Linked DNA regions of Homo sapiens: region 2 is linked to region 1. A link is a loop called in an ENCODE intact Hi-C map of the cell type or tissue named here. Cell type or tissue: GM12878. All regions are shown on one strand. Each heading gives the region's core, and the rest is flanking DNA. Links, peaks and the distances in the headings are about the cores only. Region 1 overlaps CFAP20DC (CFAP20 domain containing). Region 2 overlaps LOC105377109 (a long non-coding RNA gene).

Region 1 (5,383 bases), core at 230-5,229:
TTCTGGCTAATGAACTGTGAGAAGTTTCAGCCATTTCCTGGCCCCCAAAACTCCCAGCAGAATCCCCCATGCTCTCTATTCCCTCGCCTCCTGACTAGATGCAGAAGATCTTGTGGAGGACTTTCAGGGCTCCAGGGAAGCCACTAGATGCAGGTCCCTGAATGACGACATAAAAGGCTTCCCAAGGAACTCCTGATTGGACTACAACTGAGGGGTTCTTTGTGACTGCAATTAGCCTCCTCTGACTAACAGGGCAGGTGAGGGTGATAGCCTTTAACTGAAAACACTGCCCATTACCTAGAAAGCCTTCTGCTGTGACCCACCTGTAAGACAGGACCAACTTAAACATTACAATGATGGTCCCAAGTAAGTCCACATTTGCCCACCAGTCCTGGACATATATAAGCTACTGGCCACTTCCTGCCTGACCTACTCCCTGCAAAAATTCCTCTAGCTAGCTAGTTGGTCTCATTAGCCTCTGCTGTAGAGCTATAATTTTACATGTAGGGGGATTAAAAACCACTCCTATGCATCAGTCTTAAAAAAAAAAAGACACATGGGTTTGTGAAAATATACCATACTCAGCAAGATCCAGATATTTAGGTCTGAGTGGAAGTAGTGTGTGTATGTATGGGTGTGTTTTGGGTCTGTTTTTGTGTTTGTAATAGATAAATCTGAAGATAAAGGCAAGGGCTAGATTGCTGAAGTGAACTGAAAGAATTTTTGCTGAACAGGAGACATGAGGTAGATGTTGAAGTCGTGAGGAGGTAAAAACCATGTCATTTTTCTTGAAATTCTGGAAGCCCTATTAGGTAGGAGAGAAATTCCATTTGTCTAAAGGGCAGAATCAGAACTAATGAGAAGAATTTACTTCAGGAAGCTTTTAGTCCAACACAAGGGTTATCTTTCTCTAAATATGTCTGGCTGTTGAGGTGATAAATTTTTTGTCATTTTGAAGGCATTTGAGCAGAAGTCTGGAGAGCTATGCTGGATGCTGTAAGGCAGGTGCTCAAGCAGAAGTCTGGATAGCTATGCTGGATGCTGTAAGGCAGCTGTTCAAGCAGAATTCCGGATTCCTATTCTGGATACTGTCAGGCAGGTCCTCAGGCAGAAGTCTGGATAGCTATTCTGGATGCTGTCAGGCAGGTCCTCAAGCAGAAGTCTGGATAGCTGTGCTGGATGCTGTAAGGCGGGTGCTCAAGCAGAAGTCTGGATAGCCATTCTGGATGCTGTAAGGCGGGTGCTCAAGCAGAAGTCTGCATAGCTATTCTGGATGCTGTAAGGCAGGTGCTCAAGCAGAAGTCTGGATAGCTATTCTGGATGCTGTAAGGCAGATGTTCAAGCAGAAGTCTGGATAGCCATTCTGGATGCTGTAAGGCGGGTGCTCAAGCAGAAGTCTGGATAGCTATTCTGGATGCTGTAAGGCAAGTGCTCAAGCAGAAGTCTGGATAGCTGTGCTGGATGCTGTAAGGCAGGTGCTCAAGCAGAAGTCTGGATAGCTATGCTGGATGCTGTAAGGCAGCTGTTCAAGCAGAATTCCGGATAGCTATTCTGGATGCTGTCAGGCAGGTGCTCAAGCAGAAGTCTGGATAGCCATTCTGGATGCTGTAAGGCAGGTGCTCAAGCAGAAGTCTGGACCAGCTATGCTGGATGCTGTCAGGCAGGTGTTCAAGCAGAAGTCTGGATCAGCTATGCTGGATGGTATAAGGCGGGTGCTCAAGCAGAAGTCTGGATAGCTATGGTGGATGCTGTCAGGCAGGTGTTCAAGCAGAAGTCTGGATAGCTATTCTGGATGTTGTCAGGCAGGTGTTCAAGCAGAAGTCTGGATAGTTATGCTGGATGCTGTCAGGCAGGTGCTCAAGTAGAAGTCTGGATAGCTATTCTGGATGCAGTTAGGCAGGTGTTGAAGCAGAAGTCTGGATAGCTGTTCTAGATGTTGTCAGGCAGGCGTTCAAGCTGAAGTCTGGATAGCTGTTCTGGATGCTGTCAGGCAGGTGTTGAAGCAGAAGTCTGGATAGCTGTTCTAGATGTTGTCAGGCAGGTGTTGAAGCAGAAGTCTGGATAGCTGTTCTAGATGTTGTCAGGCAGGTGTTCAAGCAGAAGTCTGGATAGCTGTTCTGGATGCTGTAAGGCAGGTGTTGAAGCAGAAGTCTGGATAGCTATTCTGGATGCCGTAAGGCAGATTCAGACATCAGGTGACTCCTTAATTTATATCTCTTAGCCTTGTCCTCTCTTCTGAGCTCCACTCCTTATATCCAGTAGCCTCTTTACCAGCTCCTCTTCAGTGTCTGAAAGGCACTTCAAACTGGAAACCTGGTCTAATGAATGGGACCACAATCCATCTGGTTTGAAAAGTCAGAATCTAGGTGTCATGCTTGACACCTTCCCCTGATCTCTCCATATCCCATCCATGTCCACTTCCTTCCATCTCCTCCACCAGCACTGACATCCTCTTCCTCCTGGATGATGACAAAGCCTTACTGTGTGACTTACTGTGTCCACGCTGGTGCCCCATGCCATCCCTCCTCCAAAATGCAGCCAGAGAGGTTTTATACAAACATAAATCTAATTGAGTCATTTCCTTTCCTTCACTTAAAGTTCTTCAGTGGCTTCTCTGCTGCTCTCAGGAGTAAGATGAAGGCTCTTAACATTGCCCGCAAAACCCTGCATGTTCTGACATGTCTGAGTATCTTACACCTCTCGTTTTCTGCCCTCTCGGTAGACGGGCCTTCTCAGTTCTTCCTGCCTACTAGAGTGTTTGTGTATGCTGTTCATGGCAAGAAGGCTTTTCCTTTCCCTCTTGACCTTTATGCCTCAGTTCACATATCATTTCCTCAGACAAGTCTTTGCAGACCTTTCTGATTAGGGTAAGTTCCTCCAATATAGGCTCTTCCATAAATTTTCCCTCATAGAACTTGTCAGAATTGAACTTTTACACATGTCCATGGGATTCTCTAATTAATGTGTGCTTCAGTAGACATAAACTCAGTGGCCTGCTTCTGTCACCCTGAACTGCCAGCACCTAGCCCAGTGCTTGACACAGAATAGGCACATAATAGTTCCTTGCTGAGCAAAATGAATGATTCATTAAATGAAATGAGTCAGAAGGGAAGTTGGATTAAATGACTCAAAAATGTCTAACTATGGTTTGAAGTTCATTTTAAGAGAAATCTACCTGGGAGTTCTATGTGTGAATCAAAAAGGAAGACTAGGCAGGTCTGGGCAACTCCAGGACGTGAGGGATGAGAGAGAAGGGATAACAATGAACAAAACGTTGATGTTCTCATAAATGATGATGCTCTCAACAGTAGCAGTGCTATGGCACTGCAGTCAGATGCTATTTGGATTACACATGAAATTTCCTAGTGTCACCAAATAGACTTGGTTATGTGTGCATATGTATTTTTTTTTACCAGCTATTTATATTCAACTGGAGTCAACAAAACAGTCTCTCACGATTGACAATAGGAAGAAATGACATTCACATTCCAGAGCAATTGGAAAAATCTATTATAGTCAATATTTGTGCCTTTTGTGACTAAGTAGAACAAATTCTAGACTATTCATTTGGTTCTCAAATGTTGATTTTTTCAGAGAAAAATGGGTGCGGAGAGTAATGAAGGGCTCTGTGGGACATGGTGTGGGCCTGGGAGGGATTTCTGTACCAGCACGTGGCCTTTCTTCCCTCTTCCAATCCTGGGAGCTCAATGTTCAGCTAAGGGCCATTTTTCTGTTCAAATATTTTACAAGAACAATTTCCTGATGTTTTTTCATATTCTTTCTCTATAAGGAAGTTTCCCCTCAATCGATGTAAGTTCTTTTGTAGAAAGACCATTAATTTGGCACAGTAGGTACCTCCATCAGCTGAGCCCAGCTTAGCCTATTGTAGATAATGGATAAATCTCACCAAATTATGGAAAATTAAAAATTAAAAAGAACTTTTGTGGGGAGGGAGTATTTTAGAAATCATACACAGTTCCAACTAAAATTTGACAAAATGAACATATTAACCAGTTCATAGTTATTAACAAAATTAAAACTAAATACTTCAAATTTCTTAGAGGAATCTCTTGCTTAGTAGTGGACACCCAGTGTCTATTAAAGATACACCCACACCCGATATGCTATTATTCCCAAATCACAGAAAACAGACATTCTATATTTCATAATCCTATCTACTATAGAATTTATTTAAAGAGTAATCTACCACAGTATATTTAAATTAATGTTTATTTTTAAAAATTTTGCACATTTGGTACACTTTATTTTTCACAAAGCAAAGTATACCAATATTCCACTATTTAGTATCTCTTTAATAGACCTCGTTAAACTTGTTATTATAATGAACACACCAATTCTTAAGTCCTGCTTCACTTTAAAAAATCTGTGTATAATCATATTAATTGTCACAATTATCTCTATAAACACGTATTGTGCTATGCATCTACCATAATCGGGTCCTAATTAACACCTACTAAGAAAAGTAATTTAGAACTTTGGTTTCTAAAATAAAAAGTAGATGAGACAAAGTTTCCATAATGAGAAAAATCTTAATAAAAGAAAACTACAAGCAGAAATGCATGCTTTTGAATTCTAAAAGGAGCTCTTTTAAGAGCTGATATCAATATGCATAATATAAGGTTAAAAATCAAGATTAGATTAAAGTCATGTTCTAGGCATTTCATTTCCTTGAGTTTGTGGAAAATGAACTTGGTGTAGGTCAGAGATGTTACCACTAATTATTTTCCTATTTTACTGAGGGGTACATGCCTTTGTAGTTAGATTGTAAAACCTGAGGGTCTACTCTCTAATTGTCTTTTAGAAAAATAAACATTCATTTTTGTCTCAAGATACAATGTTCTAATTATTATAGTCATTTAAATTTGCACGGTTTTCAAAGCTTAACCAGAAAAACCTGTTGAATTTTCATATCTAATCACTGAGGGGTCATGCTCAAGACTTACATCTATTATCTAACAATCAAATTAGAATTAAAGCTGGTACCAAAAGTCCAAACTTGGATTACTTTTCATTGTAGTATATGTGCATTGCTATTAAGAATGTAACAAATACAAAAAAGGCTGATCTTGTACAGCAGTATTATTTTAGAAAAGGTACTTAACCTTTCTAAGCCTCACCTCTTCATCCGTAAGACTGGGATAATCGTAGTACTGAAGTCATGGCATTTTTGTTAGAGCACATGAAACAATGCATGTAACATGTTAAACACTGTGCCCAGTAGGGAGTAATGCTATTAATACCTAGTAAATATGCTATTAACACCTTCCACCGTGAATAGTATTTAACAGTTTAGTAAGTCTGTTCACAGTCATTTATTCCTTCCTTCATCCACACTTTGAGCAGTGACCAGGCATTTAGTCGG
Region 2 (5,383 bases), core at 91-5,090, 180 kb before region 1:
CAAACTAACTTTGGGATGGATTTAGTTTATAGTTTAGCTTTGAAACAAAGATGATAACAGTCCTTTCCCAAAACAAACCTCCTTACCGCCTGTGGACTATACTGCCTAAAGCCACAGGATTAGAAGTTATGGTAATCTTACTAAATTCAAGATGCAGCTATTTTCATTAAACCAATATCAATGTCTTATTTATTAAAAATTACACAAGCAAAGATCATCCTTTTTTGGGCTGGGTTTATAGTTTTGTAACCCCTATACCAAATTTTGACACCTTATAGTATTTGGCAGGGATAAGTATGGAATTGCTTGATTAATAAATGCAAACAGAAATTTATGCTGGAAATTCTTAAGATATTTCTAATATTACTTTATCAATAATTTTAAAGCTAGATTAGTTATTAAATATTTTACTTAAGTTACATAAACTTGAAAAAGCATTTGACTAGTCTTTTCTTTTTTAGTACCTGATTTAAACACTTTTATTTTTTTAAGCCAATTAATTAGAGCTCTTTTATATATTTTTAGTGGTGAAACATTGTGTACACAACACATAAATACATAGACATATTAGGCATGCTGATAGAAGTACATCTTATAGATTCATAAAAACTTTTTTTTCCTTAGACTTTCAGATTGTTGATAACCTGTTTCACAAGACTGAGCAGTTGCCAGCTAATTTGCATATCAAAGGAAACAACTCAGGTGAAAATCAAATAGCGAAATTTACATTATAAGGTGCAGAGAGAAGAAGTTTGGTGTGTTAGAGGGAGATTAAAACAGACTTAATTGCTAATTAAAGATAACATTGTAGAAATGATAAAGGCCTTTGAAATACACACACACATGCACACGCACACACACACAGAAGATTCTATAGCTTTTACTTTAGAACTTTTAGCCATGAGATAAATACAAATTCACTGGCTTGCAAAAAGAACTTGTTGGATCTAAACAGTGGTTTTTATCTTAATAGAAAAATAGCAGCAGGTTTAGAGCAAGCAGAAAGTAAAAAATAGATTAAAAAAGGACTTAGGAACTCTATAGTTTGCAGATCGACCTTAGGGCTCTTTTTCCTTAACATAAATGTACACAAAGGCCATATTATTTCCATATTATATAAGCTCTGGCAAGTAGAGGCACCATAAAACCTATGGAGTGCTCGAAAGGGAGTCATTCTCCTTGTTTTCTCTTCATTCTTAGATCATTTGTTTCCTACCTTTTTTTTTTATCTTAAAAGGAGGAACTGAGCTGTGGCCTAGGGTTTTTGTGGACGGATCCATGTGTGCTGCTGGTGGGCAGGACTCCACAGTGTGTCACCACTGAGTGGTTTCCACCCTCTTAAGTGTCTTGTTTCTCTCTCCAGAGGTCTATGACCTCAGTCAGAGAGGACTCAAAACACTGGGTGATCAGCTCTTATATGTGTTTCCTGGACAAGCCATTTTAAAAATTAATTTTTGTTGGGGATTTTCCTGCAGGGCAGCTGCACATTGTAGGGGGTCAATCCTCCAGGCACTCCCAGAGGCCTTCAGTCACCTAGGGCACTTTTCGGCTGAGGGGAGCAAATGCCCTTTCTCTTAAGAGCTGAGAAAACTCAGTCACTCATTAACGTATGAAAACAACAGTTCAGTTCCTCATGCAAATATGCACAGACAAACCAAATTAAGATTAATTTGGGAGAAAAAGCAATAGAGAAGACTCTTTAGAATGCATCTCCGAACTAGAATTAGGATCCTAAAACAACAACTTCCTACAAGAGAAAAATAAAAAAACCAGCCAAGATCACTTCCTGTAAACTGTACTCAGCTACCCGTTACTTTGTAGCTCTCGTGTGACATTATACATGCCAAGGTCAAATCCTCTCACAGTGCAAAGTCATTTCTGGAACCCCAAAGCCAAAAAAGTCAGGTCATGCAATACAGGAAAACAGCTTTAGACCTAAAAGAAATATGCCCTTGACTCTTGAAACTCCCCAAAGAGAACAGAACACCCCAAAAGCAGGTGAGTGGTGCCTTTGTTCTGAATTCTTTAAAAGGGGTTCAAGTCATTAGACTCCTTCTCTAAATTTTTTGGTACTGCAGATGGCAAAAGGGGAAAGGAGATATAGGGTGGAAGGAAAATAAATGAAAGATTTTTTTTTTTTTTAAGGCAGGAAGCAAACACAGAGCCCAAACACATGGCTTTTTTTTTCTTTTGCAGCTGTGAGGAATTTTAGCAAAATTAGAGAGGCCCTGTTTCCCATAATTTGGAATTCTCACTTGGATTTGACCAACTCAGGTAGAGTTGGTCAAATCTGATGGGAGAAAGACCAGAACAAACAACACCCCCAACAATATGATCACTGAGTGCTCTAATGGCAAGGAGAAATTAAGTCCAGCTGGTTGTTAATCTCAACTTAACCAAGACAAACTCCAATTCAGTTACTAAGACCCAGGGATGGATCTTAGGCTGAAGACTTCTGTCTACCATCCTAGAAGCAGGAAAAAAAAGCTCGTCTTCCCTGTCAGAAGTGAGCTCAAATCAAACTCCATAAAGGAGTTACCTGCCTTCCACCATCATGGAAGCAGAAAAACTTGCCTTCCTTGTGTTGGAAGCAAGTAAAACTCCAAAAAAAGAGGAGTTGTACAGCAAAATAAACTTTAGATCTTGACCAAATTTTGAGAGATCAGGGATTCCCTGAAGGGGGTGCTCTCAGACCTCAGCAAATTGTCCTATTGGTTTCAGCCATAACGTTAGCTCATGCTCGTACCAAGCACCACAGGAAATTTGTCAAAGGTCAGGAGCATCTCCACTCAGAATGCCCCCGTGGTTACCAAATGTGAACCCCCAAAATTTGAGACAGGTCTCAGTTAACTTAGGTTTATTTTGCCAAGGTTGAGGACGAGTGCCCATAACACAGCTTTAGGAAGTCCTGAGGACATGTGCCCAAGGTGGTCGGGGCACAGCTTGATTTTATACACTTTAGGGAAACATGAGACATCAATGAATACATATAAGAAGTACATTGGTTCTGTCCAGAAAGGGGAGGACACCTTGAAGCAAGGAGGGGGCTTCCAAGTCACAGGTAGGTGAGAGACAAATGGTTGCATTCTTTTGAGTTTCTGATAAGCCTTTTCAAGGGAGGAGATCAGACTATGCATCTGTCTCAGTGAGCAGAAGGATGACTTTAAATAGAATGGCAGGCAAGTTTGCCCTGAGCAGTTCCCAGCTTGACTTTTCCCTTTAGCTTAGTAATTTTGGGGCCCCAAGATTTTCCTTTTACACCTACCTGTGCCCACACTCACAAAACACCAAAAACAAATGTTTGCAAGGATGCTTTTCATAGAGCTGGACGGTTTTAAGGTTATAGAAAATGATTGCCAAATACATTTCTGTCCTAGTTTCCTTATGCCAAGCCTGTGTTTTATTGCTGGGTGTACTTTCTTCACACACAGTCCACCTTTATCAGGAGTAGGAGTTATCCAGGTTTTCACAAGGGCTTAGCTTTCTGCACTGGGTGCCAGTGCACACCTTTGTTTATGGAGCTGAAGCAGAACTAGACAGGAGGGAATCAGAGATGTTTGGACAAGAGGAGGGTTTCATTGTGGCTGTTTTTTAAAAGGTTGAATGCTTCCTGAGGGATGGGAGGCTTCAAAGGCTTGGTGTTCTGGTAAAAGCAGTGGGGGAAACTCCCTTTCTATGGCCTGCAGAGGAAATGCCAATGCACTCAGTTGCTCCTGTCATCTCTCTCCCTCCCTCTGCCCCTCACCATTGCAGGGACCCCCACACTGGGTCCAAGGTCCCTGATGCACTCATTTTATTGTATATTTTGGGGTCTGATCACCACTGATTTCTCCTCTCCAGCTAGGAAAATCCTAGATGGTGTCTTCTTCCAATAGAAGGCTGTTTCATCTACATTGAAAATCTGTTGTTCGATTTAGCCACCTTTGTCAGAGGCATGTGAACCAGAGAAACTCCATCTTAAGCAGGAGCTGGGAAAAATGAGGCTGAAACCTACTGGGCCTTATTCCCAGATGGTTAGGGCATTCTAAGTCACAGGATGAGATAGGAGGTCAGCACAAAAAACAGGTCATAAAGAGCTTGTTGATAAAACAGGTTGCAGAAAAGAAGCTGAGCAAAGCCAAAATGGCCACAAGAGTGACCTCTGGTCATCCTCAGTGCTACACTCCCACCAGTGCCATGACAGTTTACAAATGCCATGGCAACGACAGGAAATTACCCTATATGGTCTAAAAAGTGGGGGGAATGAATAATCCACCCCTTGTTTAGCATATCATCAAGAAATAACCATAAAAATGGGCAACCAGCAACTCTCGGGGCTGCTCTGTCTATGGAGTAGCCATTCTTTTATTGCTTTAGTTTCTTAATAAACTTGCTTTCACTTTGCACTGCAGACTCGCCCTGAATTATTTCTTGCATGAGATCTAAGAACCCTTTCTTGGGGTCTGGATTGGGACCCCTTTCCTATAACATATTTCTTTGTTCTGTAACACCTTCTTCAATGATCTCAGCTGGATCTTCTAGATAACTGGCAGCTTCTTCATCAGCACTTGCTGCTTCACTGTGTATTTTTATGTTATGGAGACAGCTTCTCTCCTTAAACCTCATGAATCAAACTTTGCTATATTCCAACTTTTCTTCTGCAGTTTTCTCACTTGTCTCAGCCTTCATAGAACTGAAGAGAGTTAGGGCCTTGCTCTGGATTAGGCTTTGGCTTAGGGAATGTTTTGCATCCTGATCTTCTATCCAGATCCCTCAAACTTTCTCCTTATCAGCAATAAAGCTGTTTTGCTATCTTATCATTCATGTTCACTGGAGTAGCACTTTCAATTTCCTTCAAGAACTTTTACTTTGCATCTACCACTTGACTACCACTTGGCCCAAGAGGCCTAGCTTTTGGCCTGTCTTGGCTTTTGATATGACTTTCTCACTAAGTTTAATCATTTCTAGCTTTTGGTAAAAGGTGAGAGATGTGCAACTCTTTCTTTCACTTTAACACTGAGAGTCCATGGTAGGGTTATGAATTGGCCTCATGTCAATATTGTTGTGTCTCAGGGAATAGGGAGGCCTGAGGAGAGGGAGAGAGATGGGTGAATGACTGGTTGGTGACACAGTCAGGACACACACATTTATTAAGTTTGCCATCTTACATATGCTCAGTTTGTGGTGCCCCAAAACAATTACAATAGTAACGTCAAAGATTGCGGATCACAGATCACCATAACAAGAATGTTAAATATTGAGAGAATTACCAGAATGAGACACAGAGACGCAAAGTGAATACTTGCATTGGGAAAATGGCGCTGACAGACTTGCTTGCCACAGAATCTTGAATTTGTAAAAAACACAATATCTGTGAAGTGCAATAAAAGCAAAGTGCGAAAAA

What was found. A loop is a pair of places that touch in the nucleus more often than their neighbours do. Peaks named below come from ENCODE experiments on the same cell type or tissue, not always from the same donor. Only the 100,000 strongest peaks of a DNase experiment are listed, where the experiment ranks them.
Region 2: it touches region 1 in a loop (2.3-fold over the local background); 1 of 110 quality-filtered maps calls a loop at or near these places.

What each region holds. Positions count from the first base shown.
Region 1 is chr3:58,871,841-58,877,223 of GRCh38, forward strand. All of the region lies in intron 7 of CFAP20DC (CFAP20 domain containing), which reads right to left. All of the region lies in intron 1 of CFAP20DC-AS1 (CFAP20DC antisense RNA 1), which reads left to right. Among named protein-coding and RNA genes, the nearest start is that of CFAP20DC-AS1, 50 kb to the left of the region's middle. RefSeq lists an enhancer at 2,265-3,464. In GM12878, for the core only: no CTCF peak of the experiment used is centred there; DNase peaks (open chromatin) are centred at 2,831 and 2,911; H3K27ac peaks cover 1,007 bases.
Region 2 is chr3:58,692,805-58,698,187 of GRCh38, forward strand. The region is part of intron 2 of LOC105377109 (a long non-coding RNA gene); the gene reads left to right. Among named protein-coding and RNA genes, the nearest start is that of FAM3D, 29 kb to the left of the region's middle. In GM12878, for the core only: a CTCF peak has its summit at 2,712 (motif pointing right); DNase peaks (open chromatin) are centred at 1,451, 1,887 and 4,903.